Linked DNA regions of Homo sapiens: region 2 is linked to region 1. The links are chromatin loops, found by intact Hi-C in ENCODE. Cell type or tissue: dorsolateral prefrontal cortex. All regions are shown on one strand. Links, peaks and the distances in the headings refer to the core of each region. The heading gives the core; the rest is flanking DNA.

Region 1 (7,544 bases), core at 1,576-6,575:
CAGGACACTGGCATAAGCAGTCTGGCCCTCAAATCCAGCAAGAGGGACCCCTGCCCTGGGCCCTGCACATTAAGAGTCCCTCATCCCTCCCCACACAACAAAGAGTTCATAGGGCTAAGGGGATGTGCCTACCTACAGCCCCGACTTTCCATTCCAAACCAAGCTCTAAATGCCTAAAACATGGAATTCTTTGCCCAAACGCCCTCATCCTGCCTGCAAGACATGTGTGGGCATCTCCCCTGGTCCCACCCTCCTGAGGATAGACTGTGCCATCTGTGTGCCCAGCTAGACGCCTGAGGGGTGGTGTTTGTGAGCAACACACGTGCATGGAATATGGGTGTGCAACGTGCAGTGTGCAAGGGAGGCCCCTCGTGGTGCTGGTTAGAGCTGGGGTGGGAGGCAAGGCAGGTGGGCCAGCTCGGCTCTCCCAGCACATATGAGGTTGATCCCCAAGGAGCCTGAGAATTCTAAATGCGAACCCAGCCTTGCCGGTCATTATAAAGGTATATTCACCAAGGCAGGAGGGCAGAACACATTTAACAGTTTGTAAGCTGAATATAGAACATCTAAGTCTCTATAGACACAGTTGGTGAGCCTCCATTTGCACTATTTGCTCCATCCATAAATCTTAGGGGCAGACCTGAGTGTGAGTCTTAGCTTGAGACACTTTCTAGATCTGTTGAATTAGGTGAGTGCTTCTCTTCTCTTAGAAAATTGGGTCTCTCATTTTCTCATCTGTAAAGTCAAGGGCACAGTGTAGTTCCTGTCTACTGAGCCACAATTCTGACACCCTCCAGAGTCAGCCACTCAGGCAACATCTGCAGACATTGCTCACAGGACACAGAGGACACACTGGGGGAACCAGCAGAGCCTGGGGCAGCCTCAGAGGAAGCTCCAGTTAGGTTTGGCACTGCTTCCCTTTGAGACCTCATCATCAACATTCTGTTTCTGTTGAATCACTAAGCCAAGCCAGTGAGTCAGGGAAGAGCAAGGTCCCTGCAACCATACCCTGGGGCCCACCTGCTCTGCCATGCCTGGGAGCACCAGGGAGAGGGGCTGCCTATAACTAGTCCCCAGCTATGGTTTGGGAGAAGTGAATGCTGCTCATTCAGATGGAGCACCAGGTGTTTAACAAATATTAGAAACTCCAAACTGCTTCAGAAACGTAACTCAAGAAATCACCACAGAAAGGCAGGAGTGCGGAATGCTTCCCAGGGCCAGGGTCCCAGATTGAATTAAGAAGAGAGGGTCCCGGGTATTTTGGAGGTGGCTGAAGCAAAGTGGTGAGGACTGCTACTTATGGTGCCAAACATCCTGCAGGTAGAGCAGACACCACCAGGAGCTTCCTGACAAAGACAAATGCCACCCTGGGTCCTCAAAACAGGTCCTTTGTAATTAAGTCCTAGCAGGCCATCAGTGTGGAGGCTGACAAAACTTCCAGTGAGCAAAGACTCCGGCTGCTGTCCTGGCTGTCCAGAGGGAGAAGCCAGCTCCTGCTGCCCAAGACCAGCACTCCTGGGTCCTACAGGCTCTCAGCACCGAATGGCCCTGAGAGGCTCACTGCCTGAGACTGGTGGTGCCTGGGGCAGCCCCTGAGCTAGCTCTGTACTTGCTCATTTGTAGGGAGGAAGAGTTTAGTGCTGTCAAGATAGAAGCTGGTGGACTGGCTGTCAGGGTCTCTTGAGGACTGGTCATCCCCTCCTGTGTTGTCCCTCCCACATGCTTGGCGGGGATCAACCCCTCAGAGAAGGACAAGTTTGTATTCACTAAAGGGGCAGTGCTATCAGGTCTGCCACTATTCCATGACCTCAGGGAGCATTAGTCCAGGGAGCCTGTTGGCACTGGCCGATGGCAACCCCGGCCCCAGAAGTCTTTTCTCTCTCCAATGAGACTGGGCCTGGAGGGTCCCAGGGCACTGGGAGCAGGGGCTCTTCAAAGCAGCCCGGGGCTAGGAAGAGATCAAGGTCCTCCCAGAGGAATGGAGGGGAAATCGAAGGCAAGCAGAGTAGCTGCCTCCACTCCTGAGACCCCAGGACTCTCTCTGCAGTGTCTGGCCTGACATCGGCCAGAGGGATTTGCAGGAGTGGAGCTGGCCCTACATCCCAAATAGGCTGAACAGGAACCACGGCCCCTCCTCTTCTGGAAGTTGGAGGAAGAGTGGGAATGCAGTTTGTACTGCTCTAAATAAGAACTGGTTCCACTCCCAGCTCAACCCTCCTCCGCTGTTAGACTCATGGTGAGAGGGCCCCCTCTAGGAGTCTTTAGTCCCGGGAGTTAAACAACATTGCCCTACATCTTCTAAGAGCAGTCCCAGCCCAAGCGCTAAGGATGCACCCTCTAAGGAAGAGCCTCTCAGCTCTGAGTCATGGAAAGGGCAATAGCTCTGCAACTGTGGCTGCAAATATTTCCTTGAAGGACACTGAACCATGCAGAGACATGTGCTGTGACAGCCAATGTATGTCTTTGTGGCAGAATGCACTCGTGTCACTCCTGTAAACCTGTGTACACATGGCCAGCTGTCTGGTACATATACAGTTTATGTGTGAACACATGAGATTGTGTGTGGAGCTCCCACGTTTACATGGCCTGGTATCTATGTGCTCTCAGTCACTCACATGTACATTCTGTTCCTGAATCTGTGGGGATTCTGTGGCTGGAAGATTGGTCCAGTGTGTAATCAGGAATGGCTGTGCTCAGGGGGACAATGAACACGTGCACACTTGCCCTTCAATGTGTCGGCATTGTGAAGGTCAAGGACTGCTTGTTACTGCTCTCGTGCAGGAAATACTCAGAATGCTCAGCCTGACACCTCCAGCCTGTCCCCTTCAACCCTGGTGTGGAACATATCCACCAGAGGATAGAGCTTCCTCTGCCCCGAGGCTCCCCTGGGTTCCCAGGGTTCTCCCACACGGAAGGCCCTCGCTGGCCCTGTCAGAGCTCTCTGCCTGCCTCACCTGCGACACCATCTGGACCCCAGCACCCCCTTATCTAGGGTCCCAGGACACAGAGCAGGGAGCCTGCCTTCCCCTGGGACAACAGGATGTAAAATAGCAGAGTCCAGACGCTGCCAGCTGTTTCCCTCCTCGATTTCCTATTCTCCTGGGGAAAGCTGAGGTGAGCTCAGGACAGCGCAGCTAAGAGTTCCCTCCTTCTCTCCCTGACAGGCTCCTGCGATGGCAGGGGTTCCCAGAGGGTACCCATGCTTGCCCAGCTCCATCTGCCCTCCTGAGAACAGCAGCCAGCGTGACGACGGAGGTGGGGGCAGATTCAGCCCCAGGAGCCTTGGGGCACACTCCTTCTGCAGGAGCCTCTAGGCACCAAGTCAGGCAGACATTGGACAGTGCTCTCTGGGGAGGGCAGGAAGAGCCCCCCACCCCACCCCTCAGGGCCCACCACAGAGAAGGACGCAGCCCGAGTCCATCAGAATTCACACACACACACACACACACACACACACACACACACACAGTCGTGAGACAGAGGCAGCGCCACACACCCGAGAAGGGAAAGACTCAGAGAAGCGACACACTTGGGTCTGAAAAGCTCTTAAGGAGCTCCCTAAGCATCGAGGCCGCCCTCTCGGCCAGAATCAAACACTTTGAAGGTCTTTAATAGGGAACAAAGACCACGGACTTCCCATGTGCCATTTAAAGTGAAAGCTACAAACACAGAAAATGTGCATGAAGAAGCCCAACAGAGTTCTGACTGTCTGTGATTTCTACCCTGATGCTTCAAAAACCGATGTATAGATGGGCTCACCCGCATTTTTTGTGGCCCTGGTTTGCTGATACCCTAAGCACCTCCTTAAGCCCCACAGCTGGGCCGCTTTCCCCACCCTCGAGTTCTCAGAAGAAACAGAGGCTCGGTGGAAAAGAGCCCCTGGGGCTAGGGACCTCCCACTCCCGCCGAGATCCCGCGCGGCTGTTCCCAGAGCCTTAGCTGCGCTCGGCTCACCTGGGGTGCAGGTCCACCAGCAGCACCAGCGTCTGCATGGTGATCACGTCGATGCGCTTGCAATGGAAGCGGGCCACCTTGAGCACCTTGAGGTACGTGCAGCAGAGCACGACGAAGGAGAGCAGGAAGCTGAGAGCGTGGAAGGCGCCAGTGAAGACGGCGAAGCGCAGGCGCTCGTCTGGCCGCCGGCTGCACAGCGTGCACGAGGCGTACAGCTGGTGGAAGCCGAGCCAGGACAGGGCGAGCGCGGCGGCTGGGAAGGTGAGCGCGTGCAGCCACGTGTAGGCCACCATGAGCGCCGCGTCGCGGAGGCGCATCTTGGCCCGGTAGCTCAGCGGGAAGACCACGGCCACCCAGCGGTCGATGCTGAGCGCGGCCATGCTGAGCATGGAGTTGGCAGCCAGGAAGGTGTCGAGGAAGGCAGCCAGGCGGCACAGGCGGTCGCCCGCCGGCTGCCGCTGCGCCACGACGCCGGCCAGCGTGAGCGGCATGTTGACCACGGTGCACAGCAGGTTCCCGCACGTGAGGTTCAGGGTGAAGAGCGCCGGCGCCTGGCGGCGGATGTCCGCGCTGTGCAGCAGGCAGAGCAGCACCAGCGCGTTGGACAGCAGCGAGACGCCCATCGTGCCCACCAGTAGCCCCGCCAGGCCCGCGTCCCACGAGTTCATGGTGCGCGCCCCGCGCCGGCGCTCAGGGTCCGCAACCCGGCGCCGCCATGGCGCTGCCCGCGGCCGGCTCAGCCCCTCGGCGCCGCCGCCGCCCGGCGACCACCGGCCCCAGCCGCCATGGCTCCCAGGAGGGCGCGCGGCCACCCCGGAGCCTCAGGCGGCCTCCCGGGCAGGCGTCTGGGCGCGCAGCCACCCGGGAGCCCCGCGCCGCCTCACGGGCAGGCACCTGGCGCGCGGCAGTGAACCCTGGCCCCCAGCAGCACCTCTGGAGCCAGCGACTGAGCGTGCGGTAGAACCCGAAGCCTTTAGCGCCCCGGGATCCTGGGTTGCAGGCACCTGCGCCCCTGCTCCGCCTCTGCCTCTGCTTCCTCCCGCTCTCACCCCATGCCCGCGAGCTCTGTCTCCGCTCCGCTCCGCGCACCCTCCCGCTCTCTTGCTTTCTCTCTTCCTCCCTCTCTGCTCTCTGGCTCGCTCTCTCTCTCTCTGCTCTCCCCTCCACCTCTCTCCCTCTCCCCGCCCCCCGCGCTGTTCTCTCCGTCTGTCTCTCCCACCCCCAATTTTCTCCCCTCTCTTGTTCTTCCCCCTCCTCTTCTCTCTGTCTCTGGAATCTGGCTGCTTCTATCACAGAAATCCCCACTGGTGCACACACAGACACACTCGCGCACACACACTCACACTTACAGGCTCGGAGGGAACCAGCCCCGAAGGCTCCGGTGCAGGGTGATTGGCTCACTGTGGCTCCCTTCCCCCAACATCCTCCATCCCCCCGTGTGTGTCAAAGACAGGCTGAGTCAAGGAAATCTCTCTGAGAAAAGGAAGGGATGCCTGGACACCTTCACGCCCCAGTGCCACCTGTCCCCGCCTGCATGCTATCCTGGCAGACCTTGACGTGAGTGTCCCAGCCTGTCTGTCCCAAGAACAGCTGCTGCATGACTGAGGTTACTCGATTCTCAGTGCCTTCTTTCCCTCGCCCTACAGCCAGAGCTTCGGCTGAATCCTAAGCCTGCTGCAGGGACCCCGAGGCTCTCTGTAACATCCCCTGGGCATCTCTCCAGCTGGGAGATGCCTTTGCTGACCCTGACTGCTCCCACCTGGGCAAGCCAGGCTGTCCACAACCAGCCTAGACAGCTAACCCTAGTATGGTGGATACTCTGTTGTCCTGCTCCAAGTTCCAGCAGCTGCCTCCTGTAGCCCTGAAGCCACACACCCCTCTGCCCTGAGACTGGTGAGGCAGCACATTCTAGTTTATGAGGGACCTGCCTGATATAAGGTGCCAGAACTCTTCAGAAAATGGGGAGGGTGTCAGCTGGCAGGCATGGTCCAAGCAACAGAGACCCTGGACACAGGGGACCCCTGCCTCCCCTCAGCAAAGTGTGCAGGGACTGTGGCCCTTCGGTTCTCAACCAAGACTCTGTGGGGAAGGGGTGGGGATGGACAGGCAGGGGCAGCTCTCAGAACCCCTGCAGCCCCCTTCAACTCTGTGAGATGCTGCCCTGCAGTGACCCCCTGCACCATGTCAGCAACCTCAGATCCCTGTCCTGGACATAGAAAGCCCTGTTCTGGAGCCTCCTGGTGTGGCCAGTGGTGACTGGACATTCCTGGGCCTCAAGCCACTAGATAAAGTAAGCCAAGCAAGGACGTGGTGGACTCTACGCCCTGAAGGTAGAGACCTCATTATACTTAATTATCTCCTTCACATAGTACCAAGCACATTGTAGATGCTGTATTGTGCCATTTTTCTTTGCTGTAAAGGAATACCTGAGATTGGGTAATTGATGAAGAAAAGAGGTTGAATTGGCTCATGATTCTGCAAGGTATGCAATCATGGCTCCAACATCTGCTCAGCTTCTGATGAGGGCCTCAGGAAGCTTCTAATCATGGCAAAAGGCAAAGTGGGAGCAGGCATGTCACATGGCAAGAGTGAAAGCCAGAAAGAGAAGGGGGAGGTCCCAGGCTTTTAAACACCATATCTCTCATGGACTGAGAAGTCATTCAGGATGGTGCCAACCCATTCATGAGGGCTCTGCCCCCATTATCCAATCGCCTTCGCCTCCCACCAGGGCCCACCTCCAACATTGGGGATTATGTTTCAACATGAGATTTGGAGGGGACAAACATCCAAACTTTATTAAATGCTCATGAAATGAGGTGTCAGGAGGGCAGAAACAAGATTCCCTCTCTTCTCTGTGTGTCCACAGATGACACTCATTGACAGTTATCTGAGTGACTGACAGCTGCAGACAGTGGAGTTCTGAAGCCAGCTCACACCAGCTCAAAAGGGCCCATTATGGGCATCTCTCTCCATCTCTGCTTCAGTGACAGCATGTTGGTTGCTTAAAATCCACCACAATGAGTTTTTGCATTATAGAAATCAGCAAACTCCATAGATCAGGGCTTCTCCCACCCCAGCCTGTGGTTAAACATTTAACGACACACCACTCACTGATTTCATAGGACCCTGGGCAACTTACTCAACATCCCTGAGGCTAGGTTTTCTTATTTACCTTTCAGAGCCGTGGTGATGACTACATAAGGTAATGTGTACGTTTAGCTTTGCTTCCCAGAGAAGGAAACAGGGCAGAATGCTAGCAATATCATCAACCCTTGGCCCCCTCATGTAGCCTACAGATTTTAGTGTTGGCTACATGTCTCATTAAATACCTGTTATATGACAGCAGAGGACGCTGTTCATCTGTGTGTCTCTCCTGCTGCCAAGGAAGTGTCCCCTACAAATAGCTCCTGGCAGGAGATAGGAGCTATTTGTGCTATAGTTTGAATGTGTCCCCCAAAGTTCATGTGTTGGAAACCTGACCCCCAATGCAACAGTATTGGGAGGTGGGTCCCAATGGGAGGTGTTTGACTCATGGAGGCACTGCCTTCATAAGTGGATTAGTGCCATTATCATGGGAATGGGTTCCTTAT
Region 2 (7,544 bases), core at 1,437-6,436, 300 kb before region 1:
CCTTCAGATTAGAAAGGGAAAGGGTGCTGGTAACGGCAGCTCCTCTGCTTAGCTGGAGTGACAGGCAGCCATGCAGGAGGGCTGCAGCTGGGGTCAGCCCATGCAGTGATTCCCTGGTGGTCCTTGGGCAAATCAAACCTCCTTCCCCATCTACAGACAGAAGGGGGATAGGCTCAGACTTGTTTTACAGGCTTGTTGTAGTGATAAAATAAAGTCTGTGAGAGCAACATCTGACATATGCCAGCGGAGGGTGCCCAGGGGGCATGTGGCTCACCCTGAGCAGTGGCCGTGGCACAGGCTGGGGTGTCTGCCGCTGGGGAGGCGAGAGAGCAGAGCGGTGCTGCAGTGGCTGTCCCAGCTGGGGGAGTAGGAACCTCTGCTGGAGGTGGAGCTGTGTGTCCCCGTGAACTCACTGGGTGACTTTTGGTTCTTCGCCCAGAGCTCCAGCATCACCAATGAGTGGGCCTGCCCTTTCTTCCCAAACTCTGAGACTTGGGCGAACACTTGATCTTCTGGGACTCTGCTTCATCCTTTGATGGAGTTCGTGCCCATTGGGTTGGTTAGAGTGAGGAATAAAAGGATCCTGTCACTAAGTGCTTTGCACAGTGAGCCATCATCTGCCAGTCCAATGTGGGGAGAATATGCCAGGGGGAGATGAGGGCAGGAGCCTCACGTAGGGTGTGAGCCAGGCAGTGGCTCAGAGCAAACTGAGAAGGTCCTTCCAGCCCTGGATTCATGTCTCCATGGAAACCTGCTCTTGCCAGAGAGTCCGCCCAGCCCAGGCCCCCCTCCTCCAGGGCTGGTGGGTTCTTCAGCTGGAGCTCCAGCATCACCGATGAGTGGGCCTGCCCTTTCTTCCCAAACTCAGAGAACTGGAATGGGTTTCCTTACCTGGGACCTGCAGTTGACTGGGGAATGGAATCCAGGATTCTGAGTGCAGAAGTTTCCAGATTCAGGGTAAGCTGGGTGCCTGGCCGCTTCTATGTGCAGGGAGAACAGACCCTTCCCTGTCCCCCCATGGTGCTGAGGTTGTGTTTAGTGAGAATGTGACGAATTGGGCACTAGGTGTGAGCAGAAGCTTGTAAATAACCAGGGCCTTTCCAGAAGGTCTATATTGATCTCAGAGATGCAGTGTTTGGAGGTCCCGGCATGGACTCCTCAAATGCCCCCATTCCCTGCATTTTTTTCATACTAAGCTGTGAAGGTCAGACTAAGCCATGAAGGTCAGAATCTGTGATTAGTGGGTGAATGGCCTCCCTTAAATAGCCATGGCCCAGCTAGGTATGATTCTGTCTGGGTGGCAGAAAGAGCCTTGAGTCAGGAGGCCAGGGATGAGTCTGGCTTCAAAACCTCTGACCCCAGCCTCGTACCCTCACTCTGCCTGTCTGTTTCTCGGCTGTAAGCTGGTGATAGCATGGCCAAGGCTCTGAACCCAGCTTCTGCCCTACTTCTGTCTGCCTGATTCTCCCTTTTCCTTTTCCTCTCCTTGTCCCTCTCTCCATCTTCCCTGCCAGAAGCAGGGCTGGCTGCCCTCTCAGTCAGGGTGTGCAAGGCCCCCAGGGAGGCGACTGTGGGTGCATGCATGCATGCGTGTGGGGGTTTTATGTGGCAGTGTCTCTAAGATTGGGTTTGGGGTTCATGAGATTATTTTCCAAAATTAGAAAGCAAATGTATGTGGGGAGGAAGGAGGTGCTGCCAGAGGGCATGTCTAGCTGTCTCTTTTGGAAATTAAGGAAGAGGAGGTCTAGTTTGGCCCCTAAAGTCATACTTCCCCTTGGGGCTGCAGTTTTTAATCTGATATCATTAACCAAAGTCACTGCAAAGCTCCTCCCAGGGCTTTGATTTGAGGTGAGTGGGAGCCCCCTGTCTTCTTGGGGGTTGGGTGATTGTTGGATGACATCAGAGAAGCCCAGTGTTCCAGGTCAGAGCCTTACTCTCCCTGCAGGCTCCCCACCTCTGTCCACCAGAGGATTTCCTGTCGCGTCTGTTTGCTTATTGCTTCTCAGATAAGTTTTCATTTGAAACAGTGGTCTGAGGCTCTAAATCATTTGAAAGTCTTCTCTCCCAGTGTTCAGACAATTCCCCTGGTTCTAACATTTGGTGATTCTGCAAGAAGCCTTCATGCTAGGGCAAACAACTCTCCCACTTTGCCCAGCGCCGTGGGGTTTCTGGACATGGGACTTCTAGTGCTGAAAGTCCCAGGAAAACCAGGCCAATTGTTCATCCTCTCACATTCTCACTTGAGTAGCTTATATTTTGAGCCATGCTTGTTTAGAGAAGGGAAAGACACCATTTAGAAAGCCCCTTCAATGCCTAAGTGTCAAGAAAAATGGGATCCATCACCTAGTCGAATAGTAACACTGGATGAGAAGGGAGGGAAGCTGGTGCCCATATGTTTTGAAAAAGCAGCATTTACTTTAACTTTGAAATCTCAGAGCAGTCCCCAGGCAGGATGGGAAGCCAATGGGGCCAGGGCTGGTGCAGCTGATGGGATCTGAAGGGAAAGAAGAGCTTTTAAAAAGGAGAATTTCACACTGAATCTCTTAATCTGTTTTACAGACTCATAAAATCTTAATATAGCCCCGAGACTGTCATGTTTACAGACAGTGCAGCAAAGGCAGTGGCTTGGAGTGTGACCAGAGAGTTTGCAGAACAAACGCACCAGGGAGGGGCTTGGATGGAAATAACCAAGCGCTCTCCCCGCAGGGTAAGGCAGGACAGCCGGGCAGCCCCCGTCTGGTTCCCCCAACTGTGAGCAGAACGCTGGGCTACAATCTAGGCTGAAGCTTCAGTGTACTGGCTTTTAGCAAAAAGCCCCCATACTGCTCCTGGGGCAGAGGATGGTAAGATGCCAACTCCTGACACATCCATGACAGTGTGTGATGCAGGTGGAGCTCCAGTCCAGTGGACACACCTGTGATAGATTTGAGAACGCCTGGAGGTTGGAGGTTGCTGAGAACCCAGTGTTGCTAAGAGGGTCACAGGCACTCAGAAGACAGGGAGGTTCCGGTGGGCTTCCTGGAGAGGGGCCCTGGGCTGGGCTCCACAGCATCTGGGAAGGCAGAGGGCATTTCTGGGGGAGAGGGCATGAGCAAGTACGGGGAGGCTGGATGGGCACAGCACAGGTGAGGGCAGCAGAGGCAGCACCTGGAGAGAGGGCTTTTGTTGGGGGAACGGTGAGAGATAAGCTCACCCTAGTCCTGGCTTTGGAGATGAGAAGAAGAAACAAAAATGAAGCAAAATACTTGTCACTGTAGAGGAGCTTACAGTCCAGACGACCTGGGAGAAATGAATTTGAAAACAAAGGAAGATTTAGGAGCTGCGCCTGTCAATGTCAAGGTCCAGCCTGAGCCATGGAAAAAGAATAGAATTGGAGTAAGCCCTGCTGGAGGGCAGACGTCTTCTTCTCTCTGTACTCCCTGCCCATCCCAGGAATCTGGACACTGGCGTACTTCCGTGTTAACATAACGGCTTTAAAATTTTTCCCGTTATGAGCTTTAAAGAAGTAATTTCCAAATATTGGTCTTTGTGGAAAAAATGAGAAAAGAATCAAGTTTCCCTGGTCTAAGACTAAATGTGAAAAGTAAAGAAAATATAGTGAGTTTTTTTTTTTTATAAAGCCAAGCTTATTTAATTTGGAGTATCCTTTACACAGAGATGATGCTGTTCCTATATTTTTGTGTTCAGCTGGCTTTCTTTAATGGAATCATGGCCTGTGAATTAAAATTAAAAGTATTGGTTTCTGAAACCCTAAAGGCTGGGAACTACTGTTTTAATGGCTGATTGTCTCCATTTCTAAAATATATATCAATATATTTTGACATATGGACACTAGGCGTCAGGAAGACAGAAGAAGCTGGACAGAAAGAGATCAAGATTTAACTGGTTATGCTGTAGACCATGGCAGATCGTAACAGAAGACAAAGCCCTTAAAAGGTAAACCTCCTTGGCTCTGTTCCCTGGAAGAGGTGGGTTATTATGTTGATGGGAGGTGGGTACAAATTGGGAGGGATTTGGATGATGCTATAAGATTGGAAGCTACGAAATTTTTGTGAATGTTTATTTCTTTGAGCTAGGCTTGGGATGGGGAAGACTCTTCTCTCCTTTGTTCCAGACATGAGTGAGATCAGAAAGTCTCCTAGACAACAAGAGCTGGCCCCCTCTGACACTTCTGTGTCACACTCCGTCTGAGCTTTCTCTGGTCTTGCCCTTTTCCTAGGGTTAGAGTCCAAAAGCCAAGTTGACATGCCAACTTGGAGCTCATGCCTGTGTAGGGGAGGAAAATAATTTCTCTCTACTTTTCATAGTTTTTAGTTGGGACAGACCCCTGTAACAAAAGACAGATTAACAAGAGAAAAACAGAAGTTTAATAACAAGTATACCCTCATGCATAGATGGGAGGTACTCAGAAAAATGAATGAATCTCAAAGAGGTGGCTTGGAATTCAGGCTTAAAAACTATTGTCTATGGAAACTAAGAAACAAGGGCATGGGGAAGGCTGGTTATGGGAAGAAAAAGCACAGTAAACAAAGAGTAATGTTTGTATTTGCAGATCTGAGTCAGCGCCTTCTCCATTGATAAGAGTCTTTAGTGATTTGAGTCCTGGTACAGAGAGGGAGACACTCTTACAGATGGAGATTTCACCTTTTATAGATATAAATTTCCCTTACACAAAGGTAGCTGCCACTTTGTTTTCAGAGCATCTTTTGTGTCTGTAGCTTCTCAAAATAATAAGCTCAAAATAAGTCTTAAGCCAAAGAGGCATACTTTGGAGTAGCATTTTCTGGTCTCCTACACCTCTGCCTTCTAGACAATGCTCCAATTCCTGGAACATTGGAAAGCCCCATCCAAATGACCCTGTGTTAGTCTGAGTTCTCCAGAGAAACAGAACCAATAGGTTACACACCCACATATTTAAATGTATATATATTATATAAGAAGCATTTATTATAAACACTTTATTATAAGGAAGTGGCTCACGTAGTTATAGAGGTTGAGATATCCTAAGATCTTCAGTTGGCAAAGTGGAGACCCAGGAGATCCAATGGTATAGTTCCAGTTTGAGTCTGAAGGTCTGAAAATGAGGAGATCCAGTGGTGTACATTCCATCCAAGTCCAAGTCTAAATCCATAGGTGGGAGAAGACCAACTTCCCAGCTAGAAGGCAGTCAGACAGAGGAGAGAGAATTCTCCCTTACTTGGCCATTTGTTCTGTTCAGGCCTTCAATGGATTGAATGCAGCCCACTCACACTGGGGAGGGCAGTCTACTTAGTTTACTGATTCAAATGTTTATCTCATCCAGAAACACCCTGATAGACCCACCCAGAATAATGTTTAACCAAATATCTGAGCAGCCTGTGGCCAGCCAAAGTGATACATTAAAATTAACCATTACAAGCTCCAAGGCACTTCCAGGGCCTGTGCTGGCTTTCTTCCTGGGTTCCTCTTCCTCAGGTGGGCCACACAATTGGATGAGTACGTCTAGGCCCAAAGTTGGGCCAAGGGGGGATATTTGTGGGGATGGGGAGAAGAGCTTTCATATAAGGGCCTAGAGAGTGAATATAGGTGTTCACAACTGGTCCAGGGTGGGCCAGTATGAAAAAAAGGGACAGGCTAGGGGCCAACTGTTGCTGCACTGCCTGTTTCAGTGCAAAACTCCAAGCAGTCCGATAATTCTAAATTTGAACTTAAGTTTCCAGGTTGTTATGAAAGTATAATTATCATTGTAGGAGGAGGGAATGTATTTAACAGCTTGTTTGCTTGATTTATAACTTTTGAATATTTAGACATATGGTATGTGGGTGTCCATTTGTACACTTGCCCAGGCCCTCTAAGGGTCCTGTCTGTGTGGATGGGGTCCTGATATTGTAAAATTATACATTAGAGGGTATTGGGGGTTGTTCAGAGGGGCTTGTTCAGATAGGGTTGATATTTCCTTTGGGCCTTGAATACAGCAGGATTTTGAAGTTCAGTGAGGGTAGGACTAGTGTGGTAGACTCTGATTAAAGTGTACACCTTGAAAACCAGATAGAAGTGACATTCAGTTAAATATGGCAGACTGAACACGTGAATTTCCTTCTACCCCCACCCCAAATCCCACCAAAAAGACAGTAAAGGAATTAAAGGGAGCACAAACTCTTAAGGACAAATAGAAAGTGAGTGGAATAACAACAGGATGTTTTGGGAACTGGACAGTGGATGAATGAGTGTCTTAGTCTGTTCAGCTGCCATAACAACATACATTAGACTGAGTAATTTATAAACAATACAAATTTATTGTTCATAGTTCTGGAGGCTGGGAAGTCCAAGATAAAGGCACCAGCAGATTCAGTGGCTGAGGAGGGCCTGTTCCACATAGATGGCACACTCTGTGTCCTAACATGGTGAAATGGGCAAGCAGGCTTGCTCAGATCTCTTTCATGGGGCACTCAGATCTCTTTCATGAGGGCACTAATTCTTTTCAGGAGAGTGGAGCCTTTGTGACCTAATCACCTCCTAAAGGCCCCAACTCTTAGTACTATCACACTGGGTATTAGGTTCCAACATATGAATTTGCAGGAACACATACATTCAGACCATAGCAAGAGAGTAAATGATTAACTGACAAGAGAAAGTCGGCAGGATCCCTAGTGTGGTGACCAGTGGTGGTGAAAGCAGGAGGACTGTGGAATTTGGAATACAAAGTCTGTGGAGGAAATAGACCTCAAGATTCCCTGCTTCCCTTTGAGGAATGGGCACCTGACTCTTCTGCTATCCTGCAGAAGACTGGAGGTCTGCTTTCCAGAGAGACTGAGGAGAGGGACCTTGGTCTCAGGGAGCAGGCAAGAGAGGAGAGGCACACTGAAATACAGGATTAGGTGCAGGTTTTCCTAAAATGAGATGTCAGCCCCTTTTCTGCTCTGTCTTCAAATGTGTGACTCTCCTAGGCAGGAGTGTGGAGGTTACCCCATGAAGAGAGTTATCAACTCAAGAGAAAGACCCCCACCAAGTTGTCAACTGCTTCAAGTTCCCTTTAGGAAATGGTCTTAAATCCCTGCATGAATGGTAATCTTTTAGTGTATCCCTCTTGACTGTAAACCACAGTCAAAGCCCATTCGACATTTGAAGAGAATGAAAGACAGAGACCAACCATGGCCCCATAATTGTTACAGTGAAATTATTCAATACAGTAGAGGATCAGTTGATGAGTCAGACTCCTGAACAATTGCTCTGGACAAATGTCCTTGGAAGGTACACTCTATGTGTCCTAATGTGGTGAAATGGGCAAGCTGGTAAAGACAGATTTTGATTCTTAAGGTATGAGTATACTCTGTGAAGCTGGGTTAGAGTTCCAGGCTTCTTTTCAAGGGTACTTCCTTAGCTGGGACGTCTTTTTCCTGGCTCCTTGCTCTGAGTTGGAATTATTCCCTGACTCCCTGGGCTGGAAGTCTTTCTTCCTGACTCTCTGTGAGGCCTCCCCGTTCTGTTTATTCTTTCTGTTCTCTCTACTGGATCCTGCTTCTCTCACTGGAATGATTCTGTCACCAGAAGCTCCTTTCTTTGAA

Evidence for each region. Hi-C counts contacts between places; a loop is a spot of excess contacts. Peaks named below come from ENCODE experiments on the same cell type or tissue, not always from the same donor. Only the 100,000 strongest peaks of a DNase experiment are listed, where the experiment ranks them.
Region 2: a loop joins it to region 1, with 4 times the contacts of the local background. A loop is called at or near these places in 1 of 110 quality-filtered maps.

What each region holds. Positions count from the first base shown.
Region 1 is chr10:123,663,486-123,671,029 of GRCh38, reverse strand. It overlaps GPR26 (G protein-coupled receptor 26), which reads right to left and starts at 4,675. Exons shown (of 3, transcript NM_153442.4): 1 at 3,955-4,675. The coding sequence starts at 4,622. RefSeq lists enhancers at 1, 3,853-4,390, 4,391-4,929, 4,930-5,467. In dorsolateral prefrontal cortex, for the core only: no CTCF peak of the experiment used is centred there; no DNase peak of the experiment used is centred there; H3K4me3 peaks cover 1,501 bases; H3K27me3 peaks cover 4,774 bases.
Region 2 is chr10:123,958,358-123,965,901 of GRCh38, reverse strand. It overlaps LOC107984128 (a long non-coding RNA gene), which reads left to right. Exons shown (of 3, transcript XR_001747628.2): 1 at 1-957; 2 at 3,836-3,936. Among named protein-coding and RNA genes, the nearest start is that of CPXM2, 70 kb to the right of the region's middle. RefSeq lists an enhancer at 1,845-2,014. In dorsolateral prefrontal cortex, for the core only: no CTCF peak of the experiment used is centred there; no DNase peak of the experiment used is centred there; H3K27me3 peaks cover 859 bases.